Linked DNA regions of Homo sapiens: regions 2, 3, 4, 5, 6 and 7 are each linked to region 1. Evidence: chromatin contacts called from ENCODE Hi-C or POLR2A ChIA-PET data. All regions are on one chromosome and are shown on one strand. Each heading gives the region's core, a stretch centred on a gene start or an enhancer-like site at or near the end of the contact. The rest is flanking DNA. Distances are from core to core; before and after follow the strand shown.

Region 1 (3,548 bases), core at 755-3,254:
GCAGTGGTGTGATCATGGCTTACTGCAGCCTCGACCTCCTGGGCTCGAGTGATCCTCTGGACTCAGCCTCCTGAGTAGCTGGGACCACAGGTGTGTGCCACCAGCCTGGCTAATTTTTCAATTTTTTGTAGAGATGTGGTCTCTTTATGTTGTCCAGGCTGGTCTCAAACTCCTGGGTTCAAGCAGTCCTTCCATCTCAGTTCCCCAAAGTGCTGGGATTACAGATATGAGTCACTGTGCCTGGCCTAAATGTTTCTTTCAGTTGAAGTTTTTCTCAGCTAACTGCTGGCTCTGGGCAAGTTTCCTTTTCTGGTTTGGTTGCCGAAGAATATAATTCTACATGGAACTCAGTCTTATACTCACGTGATTTAAGTGAAAGTCTTAGACAAGAAAGCTGTGAGTTCTAATTGCTCAAAAATCCTTGAATGAATCATTTGCTTTTCACTGGCATATTTGTGATTAAATTCTTAAGTGGCCATCTCAATTTAAAGAATTCAAAACTTATATTTTATGAGTTTTAAAGTGTCAGCCCATCATAAAATAGTGATTTCCTGAATTATTTTTACTTGTCTATGGACTTACTAGCTATCTTATGTAGTATATTAAAAACGTTAGTTAGAATAGCAAAAAAAAATTTTCTAATGTTCCCAAATCACTGCTGAACTTTGTTGACTTTGAAAGAAAAAGGAGGCACAAGAAAACCCACCCACTGATAATATTGTTTATTAACCGCTGATTATTGCCAGGCACAATTCTAAGAACTTTATGTAAATATATCTCATTTAATTCCCATGACAAGGTTTTGAAATAGGTGCTGTTATCCCCATTTGCAAAGAGACAAAAGTGAGGCTCAAAGTGAAGTGACTTGCTGAGAGCCACACAAAGCCAAGATTATGATCCAGGCTGTTTTTCTAAAGTCTGCTGTATAGTATACTGCATTTATCCCAAATCAAGCTTATTAATTTACTGTTTATAAAAGGCATCATGGTTTCAACAACAGATTAACTTAGGTAAATAATATATGGGTAATCATTGTTCTGTTAGTTTTTCTTTAGTTGTGGAAATAAGCATTTTAGACTAACTTGGACCTAAACAAGCTTTAAGGCTATTATGTAATGGGGATCTCCAAATCATTAGTTAGAACTTTTGACCCTTCCATTTTCAACTACTGATTTAAGTGGTCCTCAGTAGAAATGTACTGAATAGGAAGTTTTATCTTTCAGTTTTCTAACTCTCAGTCTGGATCTATGTCAGCAGAGGGACTTTTCATCTGCTTATGTGACCTGGACTAGTGATCTCAGACATATTCAGGGCAATTATTGCTGAAAATCAGCCAAATTGTAGAAAAGTGCCAATAGTCCTTTTATAGTGTAGATTGAAAGAAGTCACTTTTTAAAACTTTATTCTGATAAATCTTTTTTTTTTTTTTTCAGACCATAGTCTTGAGTTTACTTATGAGGTCAATTGGAAATAAGAACACCATTTTACTGGGTCTAGGATTTCAAATATTACAGTTGGCATGGTATGGCTTTGGTTCAGAACCTTGGTAAGTATAAATATTTTAATGTTAATATTTTTAATTTTGGTGTTAGCCCTTGTGTTTTTATTTGCTTCTCAACTGAGGGGTAGACTGTAATCTGTCTCATACTATGCTTTTTATCTTTCAAAATGTGTCTAATATAAGTCTGCCACTTGTATATTTATATGTTCTCCTAGAATGGCTTGAGGATTAAAAAGGTGACCTTTTATAGCTAAATGACAGGCTGAATTTTTGAATGAGATTATACAGCTTTTGAATCTTTAAGGAGCATTTAATCTAAATCAGTCCGTTACTAGGAAAAAGTATGTAATCCCATAGCAACAAGGCCCTGAAAGTTATTTACATTTTTTGTTTTTCTGGTCAGGAAAAAGAAAGTTGTATAACCAGTGATCATTACTGATAGCAAACCAGAAGTGAAAACAATCCAGTTATTTTGGTGCCAGCTTCATGCTGTGTCTCAGCTTTTCTGACCAGTCGGGTTTCCTGCAGGGGACTTGAGTAGTGACGCTTGTTGTCAGGCTGCCCACGTAGATAGTATTATTGTGCTCAGGCATTATGGCACTGAACTCCATGGTTTGCACTAATATTTCAAACAACTGACTGCCTCGTCTCTGTTTGGACTTGGATATAAGCAAGCATCAAGAGGGTGATGATTTGTTCTCCAAACTAGCCTTTGCAAAGAGGTGCTCACAATTGAAATTACCTAAAACATTTCTTTTAAACATCAAGCCAGGAACATCCAAGTTACTTGTTCTTTACAATTTAAGGATTAGATCAAATCAGCGATATCTTCACAAATCCATCCATAAGAACTTTGCCAAAGACTTGTTGGCTTCATGTGTTTGGAAATATTTGATGATGTTTCGTCATCTATATTATACATTATCCTCAATATAACCTCTCAATTGCCTGTAGAAATAATACCCAGCACATTTTACAGTTTGGAACATGATATCCCTATTTTACATTACACCCTCACAGCACTCTTGTGAATTAAGTTGCTGTCTTTGTATACAGGGTCAGATTGTTAAGCGACTTGCCCATAGTCACCTAGTAAGCAAGTTCAGTTCTCCTTTTCTCTACAGCCATTTCACAGTAAGAATTACTTAATTATGTAGTTTGACTTTCAGGTACAGTGGAGAAGAATTTACTGTTTTTGTTTTGCTGCTCTCCTTATAGGATGATGTGGGCTGCTGGGGCAGTAGCAGCCATGTCTAGCATCACCTTTCCTGCTGTCAGTGCACTTGTTTCACGAACTGCTGATGCTGATCAACAGGGTGAGTTGATAGGAACTAGCGATAATTATTTAAAAGTACAGAATGTTCTAATCCTGTGTTCTGTCTCCTATGTACTGAAACATAAGTATATCTTCAGGGTAGAGACTTTTAAAATTGCTTTTGATATAAACAGGAAAAGCAGATTCTAGGGTATTTATCCTTAGGTAGATACATATTCCCTTTTCTCTCACTTAGAATATGTGGCTTATCTGTTCTGTTCATAGAAAATTTACTGATGAGGCTGGGCATGGTGGCTCACACCTGTAATCCCAACACTTTGAGAGGCCGAGGCAGGCAGATTGCTTGAGTTCAGGAGTTGGAGACCAGCCTGGGCAACATGGGGAAACCCCATCACTAAAATGCAAAAATTAGCTGGGCAGGGTGGCGCATGCTTGTAGTCCCAGTTACTTGGGAGGCTGAGGTTGGAGGATCACTTGAGTCTCAGAGGCGGAGGTTGCACTGAGCCAAAATCAGGCCAGTGAACTCCAACCTGGGCGACACAGTGAGAGACCTTGAGAGACCTGTCTCAAAAAAATTTACTGATGAATGTTGGCCACAGAATATTAACTAAGCATTAAGTTTTTGCTGTGTTGTGCTAGACACCTTGTGGGATATATTCATAGACCTTTTATGAATGTTGTCCCAGCCACTTGGGAAGCTGAGGCAGGAGGATTACTTGAGCTCAAGAGTTTGAAGCTAGCTTAGGCAACACAGCAAGACTCCCATCTCTA
Region 2 (3,548 bases), core at 474-2,973, 460 kb after region 1:
CCTTAATCCTCATCAGAGTTCTTGAAGTCATCAACTAACCATATTGATTTTGAAATAGAAAAAGAAAAGCAGAGAAGCTGTGTTTTGACCTCTCTCCTGAAACATTGCTCTTAGGGACATATGACCCAGAACTACAACTGCAATGCATGTTAGATAGAAGAGGTATATGCCATGTGTCATAATTAGAGAGAAGAAATGCTAAATTCATGAATAGGGATTCACAGAAAGTTTTAACAGAAAGGGCCTTTGAAGTGACTGACTGTGAACTTATTTGACAAGATGAAAATAATCCATCGCAAGGCTACATGATGGATGCTCGGCTTAGTATCTGGGTGTGCTGCAACCCCACCTAACATTTTTTTCTATTATGCCATGTTACCATATTCCCATATTGAGTTACATTTTCAAATACATGACTTTTCCAGTGAATAATTGAGAGAACTCCTTTTCTGAAAAAATTCCCACATGGAATGGATAAATGAACACTTGCACCAAAGAAGATGCCAACATCAGACTGCAAATCTCCAAGACAGACAAGACAAAAAGTTCTGAAGTGAAAAGTCATCTTTGTTCACACTGTGGATTATTCAGGTTTCTTGCTTTCCCCCTGACACACATTTTTTTAAAATTGACTTTATTTTTTTAGAGCAATTTTAGATTCATGGCAAATTTGAGTGAAAGATACAGAGATTTCCCATGTACTCCCTGCCCCTCGCATACATAGCCTCTCCCATTATCAAAATCCCCCACCAGAGTGGTTCGTCTGTTACAATTGAATGTACGTTGACACATCATTCCCCAAAGTCCATGGCTTACACTGATGTTTCACATTCTGCCACTTTGGGCAAATTTATAAGTACACAGATCCACTATTATGGTATCATACAGAGTAGTTCCACTGTCCTAAGAATCTTCCGTGATCATCTATTCATTCCTCCTTTCCCCCTAACTCGGGCAACCACTGGTCTTTTTAACTGTCTCCATAGTTTTGCCTTCTCAAGAATGTCATAGTTGGTAGCATACAGTATGTAGTCCTTTCCAGTTGGCTTCTGTCACTTAGTGATACACACTTAAGGTTCCTTCATGTCTTTTCATGGCTGGACAGCTCATTTCTTTTTAGCACTGAATAATATTCCATTGTCTAGATGTACCACTGACATCTGCTTTAAATCTTTTGCCCATTTCATTTTTACCCTCTAACCATTTCATTACTAAAACACAAAACAAACTCCGGAAAGGAGTTTGTTGATGAGAAAACACTGAAAGTACGATTTAAATTGAGGAATGGAGATTTTCTGTGGATAATTGTCTATGTTCCACTTTACCAAAGAAAAATGAATTTCAAGTAGTGCATAAAGTAATTCTCGTTAAAAAATGTGGGAATAAAGAGATCAGTCCTGGGTACTGGGAATATATTTATCTCACAGAAAAATCTTGCCCACAAAATGCATCAGACTGAGATGAAATACTCTAGGGTATATTAAATTTTATTCTAATATTGAAGGGAGGGAAAAAAAGGACGGAAAGAAAAATGAAACAGGATGAAAAATAAGGTGATTGGGAGAGAGAAAAGACAGAGAAACTTGTTAACGACAGGACTTTCTGAGCAAGATATTTTTCTTCCTTTTACAAGTTGGAAGCTATTGAATAATTCATGCCAAGCGTGGAAAGGCTGTCTTTTCCCTGGATGATGTATAACTAAGCAGGAGAGAGCTTCGAGTGGGTTCACCACATCAGCCACCACTCCTGCTTCTGAGCACAGGGTGCTCTCCTCTTGAGCTCAGCTTCTGCTTTTGCAGCCAAGCATTCTTGCTGCTGCTGCCTGCCTGCCCACCCGCCTGGGCTTGCAGCCCGCCACTTTACTTTCTCCAGCCCTGATACCAGCTGAGAAGTCTCCCTGCAGCTGCTAGTTCCTGCCCAGGACCATGTGTGTGGATGCTGCTTGGGAGAAGCGGGCACTTGCTCCTGGCACTGATCCCAGCTGAGTTTCTCCTGTTGATTTCTGGACCACTGATGCTGTTGCTGAGGAGGTATTTCCCGGCATCCCTCCCCCTGAGACACCGGCTAAGGACCAGCCTAAACGCAAGGTAACCTTCACCTCTTTCCCATGGGATTTTCCCCAGCTGGGATATCTCTGCTTTCTCCTGGAACTAGGTCCTCCAGCTGGCAACATATCTCTCTCTCTCTCTCTCTCTCTCTCTCTCTCTCTCTCTCTGTGTGTGTGTGTGTGTGTTGGGGGAGAAGAGGAGACTGTTTTAGGTATTGCTCTGTCCTAGGGCTTCCCCGATACCTGCTGAATCCAATGCAAAGTGGCCTTTCCCCTGGCTCTGGAGACATTTCCGAGGCAGGCACCTGTCATCTGCCACCCCCGTCCTCCTCCTCGAGCTCCCTTTCTCCCCCTCCCCCAGCCCATTATTCTGCTTCAGCCTTTTGTGTCAGTGGCAGAGGGCTGAAGGGATGTCTTTGCCCTTCTGGCAGGCAGGACAGTGTCAGGATGGACCGCGCTGCCAGAAGCCGACGCTAGCGAGGGAGGTGTGAAGAGTTGGCCAGAATGACCAACTCCTCCTCCACATCCACCTCCTCCACCACCGGTGGCTCGCTGCTGCTGCTCTGCGAGGAAGAGGAGTCGTGGGCGGGCCGGCGCATCCCGGTGTCACTCCTGTATTCGGGCCTGGCCATCGGGGGCACGCTGGCCAACGGCATGGTCATCTATCTCGTGTCGTCCTTCCGAAAGCTGCAGACCACCAGCAACGCCTTCATCGTGAACGGCTGCGCCGCCGACCTCAGCGTCTGCGCCCTCTGGATGCCGCAGGAGGCGGTGCTCGGGCTCCTGCCCACCGGCTCTGCGGAGCCCCCCGCAGACTGGGACGGCGCTGGGGGCAGCTACCGCCTGCTACGGGGTGGGCTGCTGGGCCTCGGACTCACGGTGTCCCTCCTCTCCCACTGCCTCGTGGCCCTGAACCGCTACCTGCTCATCACCCGGGCGCCCGCCACCTACCAGGCGCTGTACCAGAGGCGCCACACGGCGGGCATGCTGGCGCTGTCCTGGGCGCTCGCCCTGGGCCTCGTGCTGCTGCTCCCGCCCTGGGCACCGCGGCCCGGCGCCGCGCCACCGCGAGTCCACTACCCGGCGCTGCTGGCCGCCGCGGCGCTGCTGGCGCAGACAGCTCTGCTGCTGCACTGCTACCTGGGCATCGTGCGCCGCGTGCGTGTCAGCGTCAAGCGGGTCAGCGTGCTCAACTTCCACCTGCTGCACCAGTTGCCCGGCTGCGCCGCCGCCGCCGCCGCCTTCCCGGGCGCCCAGCACGCGCCGGGCCCCGGTGGCGCCGCGCACCCGGCGCAGGCCCAGCCCCTGCCGCCCGCGCTGCACCCGCGGCGGGCACAGCGGCGTCTCAGCGGCCTGTCGGTGCTGCTGCTCTGCTGCGTCTTCCTGCTGGCCACGCAGCCACTGGTGTGGGTGAGCCTGGCCAGCGGCTTCTCGCTGCCGGTGCCCTGGGGAGTGCAGGCGGCCAGCTGGCTCCTGTGCTGCGCCCTGTCCGCGCTCAATC
Region 3 (3,548 bases), core at 1-2,500, 390 kb after region 1:
CCCCTGAAGCCTACTTTCCTTATTTCAAAAAGCATAATGTGACTGCAGTTGTGAGGCTAAACAAAAAGATTTATGAGGCAAAGCGCTTCACAGACGCTGGCTTCGAGCACTATGACCTCTTCTTCATAGATGGCAGCACACCCAGTGACAACATCGTGCGAAGGTTCCTGAACATCTGTGAGAACACCGAAGGGGCCATCGCCGTTCACTGCAAAGGTGTGTGCAAGGCCTCGGTGGTGGTGGCTGTGCTTATCGAAGGGGCGGGCCAAGGAAGAGCAAATAACATAAAACAAAACCTGTTTAGTGTCTTAGAAAAACAATGAGGTTTTAAATTTCAGACAACTGGGACACAAACTCATTTTAATAACCCCTTCTTAAAGAAACGATTGCTTGGGTGTGGACAATTGGTGGTGGTGTGGCTTTCTTGATATGCCAGTTTTTCAGACCTTACCTTTCCAGGCCCACGTGCCACAATGAGGGGAAACACAGTAGCAGTGTCTTTAGGCTGCAGGAACACCTTTAAACAGGTAAAATTCTCAAGAGACAAGGGTTGTTAGTTTTCCTCTCTCCTTTGTTTTTTTTCAGAATTGCCCATCTCTTCTCCATCCTCTTGCACTGTCGTGGTTCTGTTTTATGACCCAGTTATCTGGACCCCCATTCCAGTCTCTGCTTTTCCCTCCCCTCCTAGTCTTTGGCTTCATGGAGCAGAGCGTCTTCCATGCCTGTTGCTAGGGGCAATCCGCTAGCTTACAATGCTGCTGATGTGATGCTGCCTCATGGAATAAACTTAAAGAGTTTGTTTTGCAAAAATCTCTGATCTCTGGGGGTGGATACTTTGGGGCAGGAATTGTTCAGACTATAGAAGGTTTAGGATTGCCAGATTTAGCAAATAAAAATACAGGCTGCCTAATTAAATTTGAAAGTTAGATAAACAATGAATACTTTTAAAACAAAAAGTATAAATATGTCCCAAATATTGCAGGGAACATGCATTCTGTATTTTATCTGGCAACCCCATGTCAGCTACTCAGAAAATATGACATGCCATTTGCTCTAAGCTTGTTTGACTTCGAGGAGGCTTAAAATCCACTCCATTCCAGATCTTTCGGTATGGATAATACTGGAAATATTCCAGATATTTTACTGGGTCTTTGATTTCAGCGAGGAGAAATCACTAGGGCCGCCCTGGGCTGGAGCCTCGAGTTCCTCATGTGCAGCTCCTCCTAGTGTCGCTGGGTGGTGCTGTGCTTATGGTTTTGGGTCTAGACCCGGTTTCCCTCTCATTTTATGCTAATCATCTAGTAGGTGTTGGGGAGGGTGCTGTTCTTTTCATGTGCCTAGTGCTGCTGTAACTGACTTATTCAGACGAGTATGGCTTTGGTTCTGACAGAAATTAAAATGCCGTTTTGTAGGCCCTTGTTTCTATGTTTAAGATTTGAGTAGGTGGAGGTACTTTGTGAACATGTGAGCAAAAATGGGAAGCTGCGGTTTCCCAGAGACCCAGAGAGATGGAAATGAGCAGCACGTGGCCTGGGTTTGGAGCAGGGCTCCCCATGCCAGGCTCCCTCCTCCTGGGTGGGCAGAGCTCTCCCTCCCCACCCTCCCCATTAGCTAGCAGGATGGGCCCTGGCTTTGTGGGATATCTTGTCTCTGGCGTGGAGTCTGTTAGGAAGGTGTCACTTGCTGGCTCATTTGTGGGTGCTGCTTTCAGGCCACAGTGGGGTGCCAGTGTGTTGGCTTGTCCCCATGTGATTCATTTGCACCCTGTTTGCTTTTCCATTGCATTTTGTTCAGTATTGCCCAGGTCCAAGAAAAAGCCCACATGTCACGTATTTTAAACAGCAATAGAACTTGAGAGCTAATGGGAACGTTTATATCAACGTTTAGCAGGAGATAATCCTATCTTCTCTTTCAAACTTTAGTTTTGTGCCATAAAAATTGTATTTTTTCCTGAGATTAATTTGGCCTTATTTCTTAGTTCAAGTAGTTTTATTATTACTACGTCGTAGAGTTTATCTGTGGATTAGCCATCCGTATCTTGGATTGACACATTCAAAGGAGAAGAACTGCAAAGCTTTCATTAAAACTCAGTGTGTTTCTTGATAGTATTTCTCACCTGAGAGACCTTGTGCAAAGAAAACTCTCTGGTGTTAAACATTCTTATTACAGATATTTTCTCTATATCCTTGACCTGTGAATGTTTACCTTTTAAAAAATATATGTATTTATTTTATATTGCAAATTTCTTTTCTTTTCTTTTCTTTTTTTTTTTTTTTGAGACAAAGAGTCTCGCTCTGTCACCCAGGCTGGAGTGCAATGGTGCGATCTCAGCTCACTGCAGCCTCTGCCTCCCAGGTTCAATCAATTCTCCTGCCTCAGCCTCCCAAGTATCTGGAATTACAGGTGCCCACCACCACTCCTGGCTAATTTTTTATATTTTTAGTAGAGATGGGGTTCTGCTGGCCAGAACTGGTCTTGAACTCCTAACCTCAGGAGAATGTTGGCCAGGCTGGTCTTGAACTCCTGACCTCAGGTCATCCACCTGCCTCAGCCTCCCAAAGTGCGGGGATTACAGGTGTGAGCCACCGTACCCAGTCTGTATTGTAGATGTTTTTATTTTAAATCAGAACCTTTAACATTGAAGTCAGTTCTTGTATAGGATAGTCACATTTACATGTGGTAATATCTTTTTGAGATTGTTATTTCATTTTCTTCCACTTGCACACACACGTAGGATTCTTTTATAAGGATTACACCTTTGGTTTAATTACAGCTGTATTGCTTTTCACAGCATACTTATCTACTATAGGCTTATTAATTATTTTGACATCTGCCCTAATTAAGTCAGCTTAGTTTTCTGGGAATTCAAGCAGCACTCAGTCTTTTAATTGAACTAAAAGAAGGAAGGAGAAAGAATCTTATCCTATGTCAAATGAACTTTGGTGGCTACTGAAAAGGGAATGAATATGTCATGCCTCAACGTAAAGTATTTTATACAGAGATAAACTAGAAACCAATTTGCTGGGGATTACATTTCAATATCTGCATTTCACTTTGTGGTTGATAAAAGAGATGGCTATGAATTCTTGAAATTCTCTACCACAAATAATAATCTAAAATACAGCAACGTTGTGATAGTCCAGTATGTGATTATCGATGTTCTATAGGGCTTTCAGAAAATGCCTGGAACTATAAAGCAATTGGTGTTTGACTTGGTATAAATAGAACACTTTTCAACATCTTGTCATGCTGTGCCAGGGAGCCCTTTAATTACAAATGCTTAAAAAATTTTGTTAAAGTTTTTATAGAAACTTAGTGAAATGTTCCTATTCAGTTCAGTTGTGGTAAGAGCTCCTAACTATTGAGTGCTAAGTGCGTTCTTTTTATAGATCAAAATTATAGACTCTTTTTTAAAAGGGGGAAGCTGCTTTAGTTTCAGAGAAATTGGAAAATTTCCTGCACCTCCTTTTTGGTTGTGAGTGTGAACAGGAGCCTAAGTGAGGGAGCCATCCAGGTCTTTGCACAGTGGGGAGCAGTGAGAGAGAGTG
Region 4 (3,548 bases), core at 581-3,080, 370 kb after region 1:
TATATATAAATATATACTATATATTATATATAAATATATATATTCTCTCATCAAATATTATTAAGGACCTATTAAGTAGAAATATTAAGGAAGAAAAAACAGTAAAAGATGCAGGGTTTTTTTGGGGGGCTAAATATCTCCCTATGATAAAAGGAAGACAAAAACTCATAAGAATAATTGATTTTTCTTCTCCTAACAAAGAAGTTAATCACTATGATCTATTCTGTCATAGTTAGGTCTAGTTCCCAACAGGTTCTAACTATAAATTTGTTTTATTTCATTTTGTATACATATAATTTTACATACAAAACTGATGTAAATTAGAAATCAAGGCATCTTTTGTGGGGCTTTTTCATGTTATTCTAAGTGTTTTTTTAGTTCCAGTAAGACAGTCTTAATGCAATATAACCAGTTTTATAAAAAGATTTCTAGATATGCATTAAACATCAAAGGTTTCAAGCTGTCTCTTCAGATTAGTGAGGATCATTTCTGTAAGTAGGAGTTCCAGAAATGATGAGTAGAGTTTATCAATTTAGCATGGAAAAACTAATTCAAATTCTGCTTTTAGGGATTACAACATGGATTTTTTGACTTTGAGACATTTGATGTGGATGAATATGAACATTATGAGGTTTGTACATTTAATTTTTTTTACAAAACATAATTTCATGTTGATTAATTTTTTCCCCCTGTCACACTCATGTATTGCAAATCGAGTGGGTGCTAAATAAAAGCATTCTGGAGTTTTCCATAGTGGTCAGTTTTGTCCTTTCAGCCTTGGTTATTTCCTTTGAATCAGGAGTCACCAAAATTTTATTTTGGAAAAACAACATATCTATATATATTCTCTCATTTATATACAATCACTTTGCACCTTTAGTTTATAAGAAAAATCTAGTAGGGTAGTAAAATTATGTTACTTTTATTTTAGAAATCAGGTTTTATTTAAAATAAAACTGAATTTGTACCTTTTATTTATTTATTTTTGAGGCGGTGTCTAGCTCTTTTGTCCAGGCTGAAATGCAGTGGCACAATCTCGGATCACTGCAACCTCTGCCTCCCCAGGCTCAAGCTATCCTCCCACCTCAGCCTCCCAAGCAGCTGGAATTACAGGTGCATGCCACCATGTCTGGCTAATTTTTTTTTTTTTTTAAAGACAGGATTTCACCATGTTGCCCAGGCTGGTCTTGAACTCCTGAGCTCAAGTGATCCTCTTGCCTCGGCCTCCCAAAGTGCTGGGATTACAGGCATGAGCCACCATGCCAAGCCCCCTTATAATATTTTTGGTTGTATAAATTTTATTTTGAAATATGGCTGAATTTACTTAGTTCTAAAAGTTCACTGAATTTTTTTTTCCCCATGGCATCATTACAAGACTTTTGATTAATGTCTTGACTGCTCAAAATGCAGGCAAAGGCTATCTCCAAGCTGGTTTGCGCTGTAAGGAGATGTTGAAGCAGAGTAGGATAAGGAGGAGTCTAGAAGTCATTAACTTTTTCTGAAAGATGAGAAGCCTGTACAATGTGAGTAGGTTCAACATTCTCGGAAGGTGAACTCATCCGTTGGGTTTCCCCAGAGGAGTAATACAATTTATCTCTATCCTTAGTAAGATAAGGACAGCCCTCACATTTGGGGCCCTAGTCTAGAATAGGGCTGTTTGGATATTCTGTTTCCATGTTAAATGCAACATATCTGAAAAGAAACTGATCATCTTTTACCCAAACATGGTCCTCTGCTTTGTGTGTGTTACCACATTGCCATCCTACTGAGCACCCAGCCTCAAGGCTAGAAACATTGCTGTTTTCCTCCCTAACCTAGTGAGTATTCGGATCACTTCTACTGGTGCCACAGGATGTATTAATTATATCTGTCTTTCCTCTCTGTTCTCACTTCCTTCCCTCTGACTCAGGTCTCACGTCTTTTCCTGTGGACCTTTCATTTTAATAGTTCTCTAACTGAGCACGGCCCTTCTCCTCCCAGGCTGCCTTACACACACCTGAGTGATCCTAAAATAGAGTTCTCATCTTGCTTGTCTTGTTCTTGGCCCCAAACCGGCTGTTTCTCCCATTGCCCTGCTGAAATGTGGATAAACTCTCCTGTCCTGGCATTCTTAGCTGTGATGAGCTCCAGCCTACCCTTCTAGCCCCATCTCCTGTTACTTCACTGTACGTACTCTGTGTTCCAGCTCCTCAAACTGCTTAGTTACTGTTTCTTGAATATCCCTGTTGCTTGGCTGAGGTTGCTTTTTCCCAGATTCCCATCCTTTTAACCTCCCGCTCCTCCATTTCGTTTGTGTTAAAATCCTGCACAGATTACATCTCACCTCTGGAGTACTCTTCTTCCCTGCCTTCAATTTCATGTGTTACAATTTGTACTTTCCATTTTTCTTATATCATGGCTATTTGTGTACAAGCCTAATTTTCCTTATTAGGTTGCAAATTCCCTGTGGATGGAATTATGACCAAATAGAAAAACATATACTTTGTTCTTGGATAGAAAGACTTAACATCATAAAGCTGCTACTTTTCCCAAAATTAATACATTTAATGCAATTTATGAAAAAAACCCAAAGAGAGTTTTTTTTAATACCATAAAAGCATTTTAGTAGTGACAAAGTAAGATTCCCCTCTAAAATCCCCAAGTTAGAAACAAAGGGAATATGTACTTATAAGAAAGAAGGTCAGATAACTTGTAGTACATCTGAATCACTGAATGTTATGCAGTCATTTTAAAAAATGAATTGAGCTATACCACTTATCTTGGAATGATTTCTATAATGTTTGTTGAAGAGAAAGGATATGGAAGAGTGCTTTAATAAAATCCATCTTTGTAATAAAACAAACAATAGTAAGACACTCCCTAGCCCACACATCTAGGTGTCTACATTATATGACCAGAGGTGACTTACTTTGAAGCTAATGAAGCTTAAATTTTAGAGAGCCTCACCCCCTCAACTTGTATGGGCACCTTTTACAGTCCTATACCCAATTTTGTGTTAATAATTTTTTACTCTAAGATGGACCCTCAAATTAGGTGAGTTTCAGACCCCACCAAAACCTGGATCTCTGCCCCATGTATATGAACATGAAGAATGCAAATGGCCCATTGTATTAATTATTAAATATACAGCCAAACACTAAAGCCATTTCAATTAAAGGAGAGATGGAGGCAGGAGGGGGTTGGAAGCGGTGAGAGAGAAGAAGGAACAATTCAAGGAGAAAACTTGTGGATGTTTTATTTATTCCTTCCTTCCTTCCTCTCTGTCTAACTTTAATGGTGATGCTGAGGGTTAGTTGAAAAAAATCTTGAAAAACCTGAAGCAGACAGTGCAATTTTATTCTTGGAAACCAACCAGCCAAACAAACAAAAATCTGACAAGAAGGTAGTCATGGTTTCACCTTGACAACAACCATCTAGGTGATGGGAGGGGAGCAGTCAGTTTTGGTGAAGACTTGATGTTGTCAAACAACTTCTTTTTTTTGAGAATGATTTATCTGTTCTATTATAAAGCCTATAAAATAGAAAACCACTATTGTGATTGGCAGGTG
Region 5 (3,548 bases), core at 445-2,944, 310 kb after region 1:
ATTTAAAAAAAAAAAAAAGAAGAGTATTTGTTCCAGTTTCAAGATAGAAATCTAAAACATAAGGTGGATAGTGGCTGGCTGCAGATTGTGATTTGTAATGGGTCATGTGCTGTGCTGCTACAGAGCTGGCAAATAGTCCAGAGGTCTCAGTATTCTTTCTGTGACCCTCTCTATTTTATATTTACACTGTATTTATTGGAATTGACCAATTTTAAACTTCACTTTGCTATGGCATACAGTGTTTTTGTAACCTGTGAGCTTCTTGTGTAAAGCAGAAAATAATCTGTAATAGAGCAGGTAGCTCATTGAAAGCCTGTGGCTATGATGTAACCTTGCAAGTGTTCTCCTTGAAGGGCCCACTCATCATATTTGCTTTGTAATCCCTGCACTTTGGGAGGCTGGGGTGAGCAGATCACTTGAGGTCAGGAGTTCAAGACCAGCCTAGCCAACATAGTGAAACCCCATCTCTACTAAAAATACAAAAATTAGCCAGGCATGGTGACACCTTCCTGTGGTCCCAGCTACAGAGGAGACAGACCAGAGTAAGGAAGAGGCCACTGTCCAATTTAGAGGCATGATATTCTCCTGATATTAGGGCAGAATCTGAGAAAACATTGACTGGGCTCATACATAGAGTCCTGTCCTATTGTCTCCAAACTGTGACTTTGTCTGCATGGTAAAGTTCTTCCATGAAAGATCTCAAAAGAGAAGTTAATGTTCCATAGAAGGTACTTCAATCATCGATGTCTCCACTGGGTGTTAGTATTGCTTCTTCTAGGGTGCTTTGATTATGTAATAGTATTTTTTAAGTGGGGGACATGCTTAAAATTTGAGAGGAAAAAACATTAAAGAGTTTTTTTTTTTTAAATCAGCCCACTCATATAAAACATCAGCTAAACAACGGACAAAATATTTTGTTACCCCTCAAATTTTTATTCCAATACCAAAGTATCTTCTCTGTTGAACAGCATCACTGGTAGAAAACTGTGGGCCAGGATGACCATAAGAGGGAGGCCCAGTTGTGAAAAGGAAAGACATTAGCAAAAGGCCTAATTTTGATATTAGCAAATTTGAGATTAATTAGAAAATTAATTAGGAAATTAGGACAAGGTCTAATTTTGAGATTAGTAGATTTTTCTCTGCTCTCATTAACTTTGAATTCGTTTTGATTCCTCGAGTGAGAGAACTCACCTCTCAGTGATTTGACCTCGGAGATGCTGGCCAAGCTTCGCTAAGCAGGAAATCATTTCTTGGCTGGTGTGCTTTTGAAACTTAACCGAGGAAACTGAATTCCAAAAATACCTAAGCAAAGTAAATGCTAGCAGCTTTAAACATTTTCCTAAAAATCAGGCAGAAAGCTCTAAAAAGAAGTCAGTTATGTTTGCTTCCTGTGGGGAGTTTCTCATAGGAAATATTTTAAAATAAAGTTTCTAGGAAGATTTTGTGAAGATCATTCTCTATCTGATGTAATTTATGAAAGCTTATAAAGTTTAAGCATTCTTCTAAAATCTTTAAAGTGTTAATTTGTATTATATTTACTTAAATAATATTTATAGCTATACAGTGAAAAGAAAGTCTTCCTCAGAGTTCTGTCCTTTAGTTTTATGGCTCATGTTCCAGGATAAGTCTCTGTATTCTATATACTTTAGAATGCGAGAGAGAAAAAACGAAACCAAGTAAACACAAAAGATTCTACTCCCCCCAACCCCCTCCAAAAAAACCCAAGGAAGAAATAAGCATCAGTGATGAAAGAACAGCACTATAACTTGTCCCTTTCAGCAAGTAGATTTGTAAAATAAATACAGTTTCACATTATTAACCAATAGCAGTAGTTTGTCATAAAACCTAAATTCTTAGTAGAAAAGAGCATCAAAAATGATAATCCAGACTTGAAGATAGACTGTTGATATTTTCTTCCCCACAGGTATTTTAGGGAATTAGGAAATGTAAATAGGGAGAGGCTGGGAGCCATAAGAGCGTCGAGTCCCTATGCTCAGTCTGACTCATGTTTATTGAGAGCCTGGCCTGTGTAAGGCAGTATTTAGATATTTGCAATTCAGAGATGATAGGAGATGCTTAGGTCTGAAGAGCCTTTATTTCCTTTTTGGTAAATCAAACATAACTTATTGATGGGGAACAAATAAGTGGCAAAACCAACCAACCACCCAACAGACAATGAGACAATGAAATAAAACAGAAAAAGGCAATGTTCAGGCAGTCAGTAGTTCCAAATTGAGAAAGCAAAGAATCAAGTGTCAGCACCATTGGTTGTAACCTTTACATCCCTAGGTAACTTCAATGCATCAACTCAACTGAGCTGAATTAAATGCTGTGCCTTTGTTCTCTCTTTATTTCATAGGAGTATTTGTATAAACCTGTCAGGAAATAAGGGCATTGGCAATAAGATACTTTCTTTGAGTCAAATACTAATTTTTTTTGTTTGATTTTTGTTTGTTTGTTTTTGAGACAAATTCTTGTTCTGTTGCCCAGGCTGTACTGCTGTGGTGTGATCATGGCTCACTGCAGCCTCCATCTCCTGAGCTTAAGTGATACTCCTATCCAGTCTTTTTGTAGAGATGAGGTCTTACTATGTTGCCTGGGCTAGTCTCAAATTCCCAGCCCTAAGTGATTCTCCTGCTTTGGCCTCTCAAAGTGTTGGAATTACAGGCATGAGCCATCACACCTGGCCTTACATACTAATTTTTAAAAGTTTAATAAAAAGGGCACTACTGGCTGGGTGTTGTGGCTCATGCCTGTAATCTCAGCACTTTGGGAGGCCAAGGCAGGTGGATCACTTAAGCCCAGGAGTTCGAGACCAGCCTGGACAACATGGTAAGACCTCACCTCTACGAAAAATACAAATATTTGCCAGGCATGGTGGCATGTGCCTGTGGTCCCAGCTACTCAGGAGGCCGAGGTGAGAGGATCGATTGAGGCTGAGAGGTCAAGGCTGCAGTGAGCCAGATCATGCCACTGCGCTCCAGCCTGGGTGCTGGGTGACAGAGCAAGACCCTGTCTCAAAAAAAAAAAAAAAAAAAAAAGGTAAAAGATAAAAGGGTACAGCCATTTTCAGATAATGTGATTCTAGGAGTTCGAGACCAGCCTGGCCAACATGGTGAAACTCTGTCTCTACTAAAAATACAAAAATTAGCCGGGCGTGGTTGTGGGTGCCTGTAGTCCCAGCTGCATGGGAGGCAAGAGAATGGCTTGAACCTGGGAGGCGGAGGTTGCAGTGAGCCGAGGTTGCGCCACTGCACTCCAGCCTGGGTGACAAAGCGAGAATCTGTCTCAAAAAAAAAAAATATATATATATGTGTATATATATATATGATTTTTGGTTATAAAAGAAATGCCTGACTTGGAGTGAAGATTTCCTGGCTCATTGGAGGGATACACTTTCTGTGGTTACATGGTAAAGCCAGAGTGTTGCAGTTTCATCTTAGAACGGGCTTCAGAGATGGAAGAGTTTTTTTTTAATTTGTAGACAATAGCAGGATCAAGAAAAGTACATAGTTGAGCTCTATTTACCTTTTTTAAAGAGGTTCTAA
Region 6 (3,548 bases), core at 695-3,194, 270 kb after region 1:
TGTAAATTCATTTTGGAAAATAACAAGAAGGTGTTCAACTATATCTGGCTTCTCTGAAAGTGTAGATTGGAGTTCATTAGACTATTTACTTTGTGCAATTAAAAGTTTATGAACTGAATGAGAACTCTGACTTCTATTTCTAACGCACTTTTTAATGAAAAATTGTTGGGGAATTTGAATTTAGATTATGCAAGAATTTTAAATCAGCATCTTCGGAAATACAACAACATCTTTGGATTTATTTAGCCTTTTAAACAAAGTGGGCAAGTTTATCGAGAGATTCATATACTTTGTTTTTCCCTATCTTTCATATAAGAAATACTAGATTTTTTTTCAATAAAATAATTTGAGGCCTGGCGCGGTGGCTCAGCCTGTAATCCCAGCGCTGTGGCAGGCCAAGGCAGGGCGGATTGCTTGTGCTCAGGAACTGGAGACGAGCCTGGCCAACATGGCAAAACCCGGTCTCTACAAAAAATACAAAAATTAGCCGGGTGTGGTGGCGCACGCCTGTAGATCCAACTATTTGGGAGAATGAGGCACGAGAATCGCTTGTACTCGGGAGGTGGAGATTGCAGTGAGCAGAGATTGAGCCACCGCACTCCGGCCTGGGTGACAGAGCGAGACCCTGTCTAAAACAAAACACACATTAAAAAAAAAAAAACCACAAACAAAACCTGCAATTGGCCCTCGAAGGGCTGGTTCCCTCAGTCAGCTCTGCACGGGTGCGCCCCCTTTCTCCCTAGAGGTCAACAAGCGACTGCGAAGGAAAACGCCGCCACAAGTTTCTTGCTGTTTCTGGAGAGACCTCTCAGAGCGCATGCTCTTCGGATAGTCGGTCTGTAGCGCCATTTTCGTATGGAAGGGACTGCACTCTGATTAGGTACAGCCTTAGGACGCCCAGCGTTCAAGTTGTTCAAACAGTACGTAGAGCCTCGCAGAGACAAGTCAATGGCCTCTTTTAGCGGGACTCCTGCCTGGAGCGCTTCAGCTGAGACTATGTAAAGAAATTCCTTTGTGTTAACCTTCCTCCTTGGACCAGTGGACTCTCCTCTCTCTCCTGTTCCCTCCGCGCCCGCCCAGGCTGGCTCAGCGGTCTCGCCCCGCCCCTCCGGGACCGGAGCACTGTAAAGATTAGGCATCTGTGATGCTTTTGCGCTCACATTGGCGGCCCAGATGAGAGGGCGTGGAGAACCAGATGGGAAACTTTTTGTCCCGTGAGAACAAAGTACAAGTTATATCAGAGTCTGGTATGTGTAGAGGAAACCAATACATGTACTGTGAGCTAGGAGCTGGTGCTTCTTTTTCAATTGTATTTTTTATAAAGATGCAGACCCCCTCAGTGTTGGGCGTGGGGGGTGGCTGAAATGTTAGCTAGAGGCGAGGCAGGGCACGGAGATCTGAGGTTTTTACGAGTGTGTGTGTGTGTGTGTGTGTGTGTGTGTGCGCGCGCGCGCGCCCTACAAGAGTTTAGAAGAGCATGGGTGAGTGGGCGAGAAAGAAAGAGAATGAGAGAGAGAGAGAAAAGAAATCTGGAGTGGGACAAGACTTAGAGGGTGCAGAAAAGAAAGGGGGCGCCAGCACATCCTAGCCTCCGAGGCCGCGACAGCGCCTTTGGCGATGTCCACTCTCAACCCCGCCGTTTCATTCATAAGTTTCTGGCCTACAGGCCCCGCCCGCTCCCCTGGGCCGAGGGCCCCGTTTCCTGAACAGCAATTGGTGGACGGCAACAAAGCCTTAGCAACCGGCTCCTAGTGACCCGCGGGGCGCCTGGTAACTGGGGCTGCTGCGGAGAAAGGAGCGGGGCTGTCCCTTTAAGGGATGGCCGCGGAGTCGTGAAAGTGGAGGGGGCTGAGGGAGGGCGGGGAGGAAGGTCTGGGGGCGGACCCAGGGGGAGGAGGAGGAGGAAGAGTAACTGCTGAAAGGAGGTGGCGAAGGAGGATCCGGAGCAGCTGCTGCCAGCCCGCGGGCACTGAAGTCCTCCCGGCTGCCGCTCGAGTAGCCACGGGCGCGATCGGGACCAGAAGTCTCCTCCTCCATGATCACTTTGGAAGCCGGGGGAAGACTTTGCCCTGCCCTGAGAGCTGGTCTGCGTTTCCCAGGCGCGGCGGCGGCGGAGCAGCAGCTGCAGCAGCCGAGTCCAAATAGGAGCGGCCACAGCCAGGGGCGTGAGCGCCCCGCGCGGAGCGAGCTCGGGTTCCCCTCGGAATGTCCCCGGGGCGCCCGGCGCGCTGACCCCGAAGCCGCCTCCGCCTTCGGCGCCTGCTGCCTCCCTCGGCCAGGCTTGTTGTTCGGGACTGTGAGCTTCCTGGCTCCTGGGCAGTGGGGAAGCCCCCGGGGGCGAGTGACTTCAGCTGGCCACGACCCAGCCCTCCCCCGTGCGTATCTCGCTTAAGATGGCAGCGGAGTCAGGGGAACTAATCGGGGCTTGTGAGTTCATGAAAGGTGAGGAGCAGCCGCCCCGCATCTTCCAACGCTTTCTTGCCCCCAACTCTTCACTTCCCGCGCCACTGTCCCCACCTTCTCCTGAGGCTGCCAGTGTCCTGCAGCCGCTGCGCGCGCTCTCGTCCCCTCTAGGGACTCTCCTTTCTCCGAGGACCCCCTGCTTCCGGCTTCTCTTTCTTGTGTCCCTTGCTCCCTCTGCAGCTCCCTCGGATGGCCTCTCGGCCTCGTAATGGGACAGCACCGGCTTCTGCCCGTACTCCGGCACTCAGCAGCTCATGGGGAGCCTGCTCCGGATGCTCACCGGTCACCTTTACTCCACCATCGCAGGCTTCGGTTTTCGGGACACCCCCAACCACACCCCCCAAGTCTCTCTCCCTTCCTCTTTTTCAAATCTCCGAAGCTGCGTCGGGAGGCTCACCTCTTTCTTCCCCTTCTCGCAGCTGCTGAGGTCTGGAGATTTGGGAACCAAACTTGCACCTCCAGTTCTGCGGGTACCCCCAGCTCCTGCCTACTCTGCTGGCCTGAAACAAGGGAAATGTGGGTGCTCTGAGCCCCGCTGAGTTCCTCGGTCAGGTCCTCCTCTTGCCTAACTGTTGTGCTCTTGAGTCTCTAGCTTTCTGGGAGGGATGAGGTTTCTGCAAGAATTCCACGTGTTAATGGGGTCTTTAAATTGTGATCCTTCGTATGTTACCACCCACCTTCACTTCCACTTCTCTACTTCTCATATGTTTTTTCTGTCTTTTAAACTTGTCTTTCAGATCGGTTATATTTTGCTACTTTAAGGAATAGACCAAAAAGCACAGTAAATACCCACTATTTCTCCATCGATGAGGAGCTGGTCTATGAAAAGTAAGTTTATGTTTTGTTTTTTTTTCTCTTGGCCATTCAGCTTGTTCTTTGACGAGGAAACACTATGCACTTTTATGGCAGTTTTATTCATTTCCCCCCCAATGATACGAGTAACAATATCAATTTTTTAAGACTCAGGTGCCTGGGGAGAAGTTCAGAGAAAATTGACAGAATTTGAACCTTTCAACACTTCAGTTCTTTTAGACATCTATCTGTTTTAGTTCTTCCTACCACCACAACAAACAGCAACTGGAGAT
Region 7 (3,548 bases), core at 761-3,260, 270 kb before region 1:
GTTCACATTTACAGATGCTCCTCAACTTACAATGGGGTTACATCTCAATAAGCCCACCATAAGTTGAAAATATTGTAAGTCAAAAATGCATTAAATATATCTAACTTACCGAACATCATAGTTTAGCCTAGCCTACCTTAAACATGCTTGGAACACTTACATTAGCCCACTATCAGGCCAAATCATCTGGAAACACAGTACACTGTAGAGTACCCAGTTGTTTACCCTTCTGATTGTGTGGCTGACTGGGAGCTGTGGCTTGCTGCCACTGCCCAGCATGGAGAGAGAATATTGTACTGTATATCACTAGCCTGTGAAAATATCAAAATTCAAAATACAGTTTCTCCTGAATACTTAACGTCCTTTGTCCCATCATGAAGTCACAAAAATCATAAGTTGAACCATAGTAAGTCAAGGACTGTCTGTATAAGCTCACAGAATCTGGGCATAGCTTAACTGGGTCCTCTCCTTCAAGGTCTCTCATCAGGCTGCAATCAAGGTGTTGGCCAAGGCTGTGATCTCATCTGAAAGCTCAACCGAAGAGGATGATCTGCTTCCAAGTTCATGTGGTTGTTACAATTCCCTGTGTTTTGTTGGACTGAGAGCCTCAATTTCTTGCAGCTGACAGCCAGCAGCCACCCTCAGTTTCTTTTCACTGAGTCTCCCTAGCATGGCTGCTTGCTTCATGCATGCAAACCCAGAAGGCGATCAAGAGAGTCTGCTAGCATGTAAATTAGCGCAACCACTATGGAGAACAGTTTGGTGGTTCCTCAAAAAACTAAAAATTGAGTTACTATATGATCCAGCAATCCCATTGCTGGGTATACCCAAAAGAAATGAAGTCAGTATATTGAAGAGATATCTGCACCCCTATGTTTGCTGCAGCACTGTTTACAATAGCTAAGATTTGGACAAACTAAGTGTCCACCAACAGATGAATGGATAAAGAATATGTTATACATATACACAATGGAATACTATTCAGCCATAAAAAGAATAAGATCCCATCACTTACTACAACACAGATGGAACCGGAGATCATTTTACTAAGTGAAATAAGCCAGGCACACAAAGACAAACACTGCATGTTCTCACTTATTTGTGTGATATAAAAATTAAAACAGTTGAACTCATGGACATAGAAAGTAAAAGGACAGTTACCAGAGGTTGGGAAGGATAGTGTGTGGGGCAGGGAGAAGGTGGGAATGGTTAATGGGTACAAGAAAATAGAAAGAATGAATAAGACCTATTTTATCATTTACCTATTTTATCATTTATCTGTTGTGCTATCGCACAACAGAGTGACTATAGTTAATAATAACTTAATTGCACATCTTAAAATAACTCAAAGAGTGTAAATGGATTGTTTGTTACTCAAAGAATAAATGCTTGAGGGGATGGATACCCTATTCTCCATGATGTGGTTATATCACATTTCATGCCTGTAATCAAAACATCTCATGTACCCCATAAATATATACACCTACTATACCCACAAAAATTAAAAAATAAAACTAAAAAAGAGAGTCTGTTAGCAATACAGAAGTTACAATACTGTCCAGTGTAATTGCAGTGTGACATCCCATCACCTCAGCCATATTCTGTTGGTTAAAAGCTAGTCACAGGTCTCATCCACACTCCTGTGAAGGGATTACATAAGCCATAATATCAGGGACAGGGACATATGGAGCCCATTTTAGAATCTTTCTGCCTCAAACTGGTTCATCAAAAACTCTGAAAGTCACTGGAGTATCAGCAGCATGCTTTAGTAGAGCGTAACATAAGAGAAGAAGAAAGTATTTAGTAGTGGAATCTTCTCGTCAGTGTAAGAGCACAGAGAACCTAGAGGGACTTGGGAACAATCTGAGGCTGAAGGATACTAAAACAAACTAGAATTCCTTGTATTTTTGTTTCGGACCAGCCTTAAAAGGGAAACACATTAAAGTCAGTAAATGTAAATAACCACACGGTGGCAGTAGATGCCAAGAAATTTTAAGTGTTACGTGTAACTGAGGGCATGGAAGAGCAAGTTTATCTCCCTATATGGCCACCCACGTTTTCCTTTCTGTCTGACTGCTGGAAGGAAAGGGGGAGGTAACTAGAATCTTTCCACACACTCATCCCTGAAGCACTACCCATAAAGTATTACCACTGAAGAGTGAGGACATAGACAGTTCACTGTATTCCTCCCCCAATTCCTAGAAGAGTAGTAAGGGTCTTAAGGCGGGAGAATGAGACCTCCTGAAATACTTATGAAGCCTTCCCTTATCAAGTACTCACAGCCAAATATTTCAGAGTGGCGTTAATTAAAACAATGTCATACTTGGTCTGCTGTGAAGCCTGCCTAGTTCAGAGTTGATACCACTGGGGAAATCCCAGGGGAAAATAAGTGTCAAATAAAAGAAGGAATATTATTTCCACAAATGAGAGACATTAAGGATAAAGGCTTAACACCATATAGGCATGCCTCACATATATATACAGTGCATATATTCACACGTACACTGTACAGAATTCCATAGTTAGCATTACCCAGTCAGAGTGACTAGATCTGGCATTAATAAAAGAGGAGATAACTCAACAGAATTGAGTGCTCCAAAGTTGTATTACGAGAGAGGTTTTATTATCTGAGTTTATGTATAAACCGAGAAATCTTAATAAGACCTTTTCTGATTGTCTCATATCTTCTTAATTAGTCCATATCCAAAGGGGTTAATAACTGGCACTGTTCGAATTTGTTTAATCCTGAGATATTCTACAAAGGCAGTTTGGTGTTACAAAAGTGAAAGTTCCTTATATGTTTAGGTTTTCTTTTTTTCATAGACAAGGTCTCACTATATTGCCCAGGTTGGTCTCAAACTCCTGGACTCAAGCTATCCTCCCACCTCAACCTCCCAAAGTGCTGGGATTACAGGCACGACCCTCTGTGCCCAGCTACGTTCTTTTTCTAGGTAATATAACATTCCCTTTTGCTAATAGATGGGCCAAAGAGTTTGAAAGTGCCTCATCAAATCTAAAATGGTTGTGTTTGTTTTATATAAATGACAATGGTCCAATAGTTGGCTAGTCTTGGAGGGTTGGTAAATTTCTTTCTTTCTTTTTTTTTTTTTTTTTTCTGAGATAGGGTCTCACTCTGTCACACAGGATGGAGTGCAGTGGCATAAACACAGCTCCCTGTAGCCTCTATCTCCCAAGCTCAAGTGATTCTCCCACCTCAGCCCCACAAGTAGCTGGGACCACAGGTGCAATCCTCCCACCTCAGTCCCCCAAGTAGCTGGGACTACAGGCATGCGCCACCAAGCCCAGCTAATTTTTGTATTTTTGTAGAGACCAAGTTCCACCATGTTGCCCAGGCTGGTCTCCAACTCCTGAGCTCAGGCATTCTGCCCAGCTCAGCTCCCCGAACTGCTAGGATTACAGGTGTGAGCCACCATTTCTGCCCAAGCGTTGGTAAATTTTTAACATTATCTTTTGCCAACTATATACCCATACAAATCACAATAATATGTAATCACCTGAGGAGTTAATATGAGCAAAGATCTGAATCA

Evidence for each region. A loop is a pair of places that touch in the nucleus more often than their neighbours do. ChIA-PET counts read pairs that join two places held with the same protein, here RNA polymerase II (POLR2A). Pooled maps may share reads with other maps.
Region 2: a pooled map shows a loop between it and region 1 (6-fold over the local background). The contact joins the promoter of GPR88 here to the enhancer-like site in region 1. A Hi-C loop is called at or near these places in 4 of 37 single-sample maps with no recorded cell type and 3 of 50 pooled maps.
Region 3: a loop to region 1 is called in a pooled map, with 5 times the contacts of the local background. The contact joins two enhancer-like sites. A Hi-C loop is called at or near these places in 1 of 168 maps with a recorded cell type or tissue (endothelial cell of umbilical vein), 7 of 37 single-sample maps with no recorded cell type and 10 of 50 pooled maps. POLR2A ChIA-PET finds 5 or more read pairs at or near these places in 5 of 52 experiments (GM12878, T-cell, activated CD4-positive, alpha-beta T cell and 2 more).
Region 4: a pooled map shows a loop between it and region 1 (3-fold over the local background). The contact joins two enhancer-like sites. A Hi-C loop is called at or near these places in 1 of 168 maps with a recorded cell type or tissue (endothelial cell of umbilical vein), 8 of 37 single-sample maps with no recorded cell type and 9 of 50 pooled maps. POLR2A ChIA-PET finds 5 or more read pairs at or near these places in 4 of 52 experiments (T-cell, activated CD4-positive, alpha-beta T cell, activated T-cell and 1 more).
Region 5: a pooled map shows a loop between it and region 1 (4-fold over the local background). The contact joins two enhancer-like sites. A Hi-C loop is called at or near these places in 6 of 37 single-sample maps with no recorded cell type and 4 of 50 pooled maps. POLR2A ChIA-PET finds 5 or more read pairs at or near these places in 3 of 52 experiments (GM12878, activated T-cell and common myeloid progenitor, CD34-positive).
Region 6: a loop to region 1 is called in a map with no recorded cell type, with 7 times the contacts of the local background. The contact joins the promoter of CDC14A here to the enhancer-like site in region 1. A Hi-C loop is called at or near these places in 10 of 37 single-sample maps with no recorded cell type and 3 of 50 pooled maps. POLR2A ChIA-PET finds 5 or more read pairs at or near these places in 5 of 52 experiments (BJ, RWPE1, T-cell and 2 more).
Region 7: a loop to region 1 is called in a map with no recorded cell type, with 7 times the contacts of the local background. The contact joins two enhancer-like sites. A Hi-C loop is called at or near these places in 14 of 37 single-sample maps with no recorded cell type and 5 of 50 pooled maps.

Annotation. Positions count from the first base shown.
Region 1 is chr1:100,075,732-100,079,279 of GRCh38, forward strand. It overlaps SLC71A1 (solute carrier family 71 member 1), which reads left to right. Exons shown (of 12, transcript NM_033055.3): 9 at 1,434-1,546; 10 at 2,720-2,817. Among named protein-coding and RNA genes, the nearest start is that of SLC71A1, 39 kb to the left of the region's middle. RefSeq lists enhancers at 1,941-1,990, 2,001-2,150. Within about 2 kb of position 2,005, at least 2 of the 41 ENCODE cell types and tissues checked have a DNase peak (open chromatin) inside an H3K27ac peak, as active enhancers do.
Region 2 is chr1:100,536,416-100,539,963 of GRCh38, forward strand. It overlaps GPR88 (G protein-coupled receptor 88), which reads left to right and starts at 1,724. Exons shown (of 2, transcript NM_022049.3): 1 at 1,724-2,087; 2 at 2,479-3,548. The coding sequence starts at 2,552. RefSeq lists enhancers at 2,148-2,997, 2,446-2,845, 2,998-3,548 and a silencer at 3,116-3,285.
Region 3 is chr1:100,462,666-100,466,213 of GRCh38, forward strand. It overlaps CDC14A (cell division cycle 14A), which reads left to right. Exons shown (of 16, transcript NM_003672.4): 9 at 1-216. Among named protein-coding and RNA genes, the nearest start is that of GPR88, 74 kb to the right of the region's middle. RefSeq lists enhancers at 1-104, 1,383-1,472. Within about 2 kb of position 1,251, at least 6 of the 41 ENCODE cell types and tissues checked have a DNase peak (open chromatin) inside an H3K27ac peak, as active enhancers do.
Region 4 is chr1:100,442,366-100,445,913 of GRCh38, forward strand. CDC14A (cell division cycle 14A) reads left to right here. Exons shown (of 16, transcript NM_003672.4): 7 at 569-631. Among named protein-coding and RNA genes, the nearest start is that of CDC14A, 92 kb to the left of the region's middle. Within about 2 kb of position 1,831, at least 8 of the 41 ENCODE cell types and tissues checked have a DNase peak (open chromatin) inside an H3K27ac peak, as active enhancers do.
Region 5 is chr1:100,386,162-100,389,709 of GRCh38, forward strand. All of the region lies in intron 3 of CDC14A (cell division cycle 14A), which reads left to right. Among named protein-coding and RNA genes, the nearest start is that of CDC14A, 35 kb to the left of the region's middle. Within about 2 kb of position 1,695, at least 5 of the 41 ENCODE cell types and tissues checked have a DNase peak (open chromatin) inside an H3K27ac peak, as active enhancers do.
Region 6 is chr1:100,350,562-100,354,109 of GRCh38, forward strand. It overlaps CDC14A (cell division cycle 14A), which reads left to right and starts at 1,945. Exons shown (of 16, transcript NM_003672.4): 1 at 1,945-2,442; 2 at 3,201-3,291. The coding sequence starts at 2,394. RefSeq lists enhancers at 702-1,131, 1,172-1,221, 2,472-2,781, 2,822-3,071 and silencers at 1,722-1,811, 1,842-1,891.
Region 7 is chr1:99,806,866-99,810,413 of GRCh38, forward strand. No RefSeq gene overlaps it. Among named protein-coding and RNA genes, the nearest start is that of AGL, 42 kb to the right of the region's middle. RefSeq lists an enhancer at 2,409-2,909. Within about 2 kb of position 2,011, at least 4 of the 41 ENCODE cell types and tissues checked have a DNase peak (open chromatin) inside an H3K27ac peak, as active enhancers do.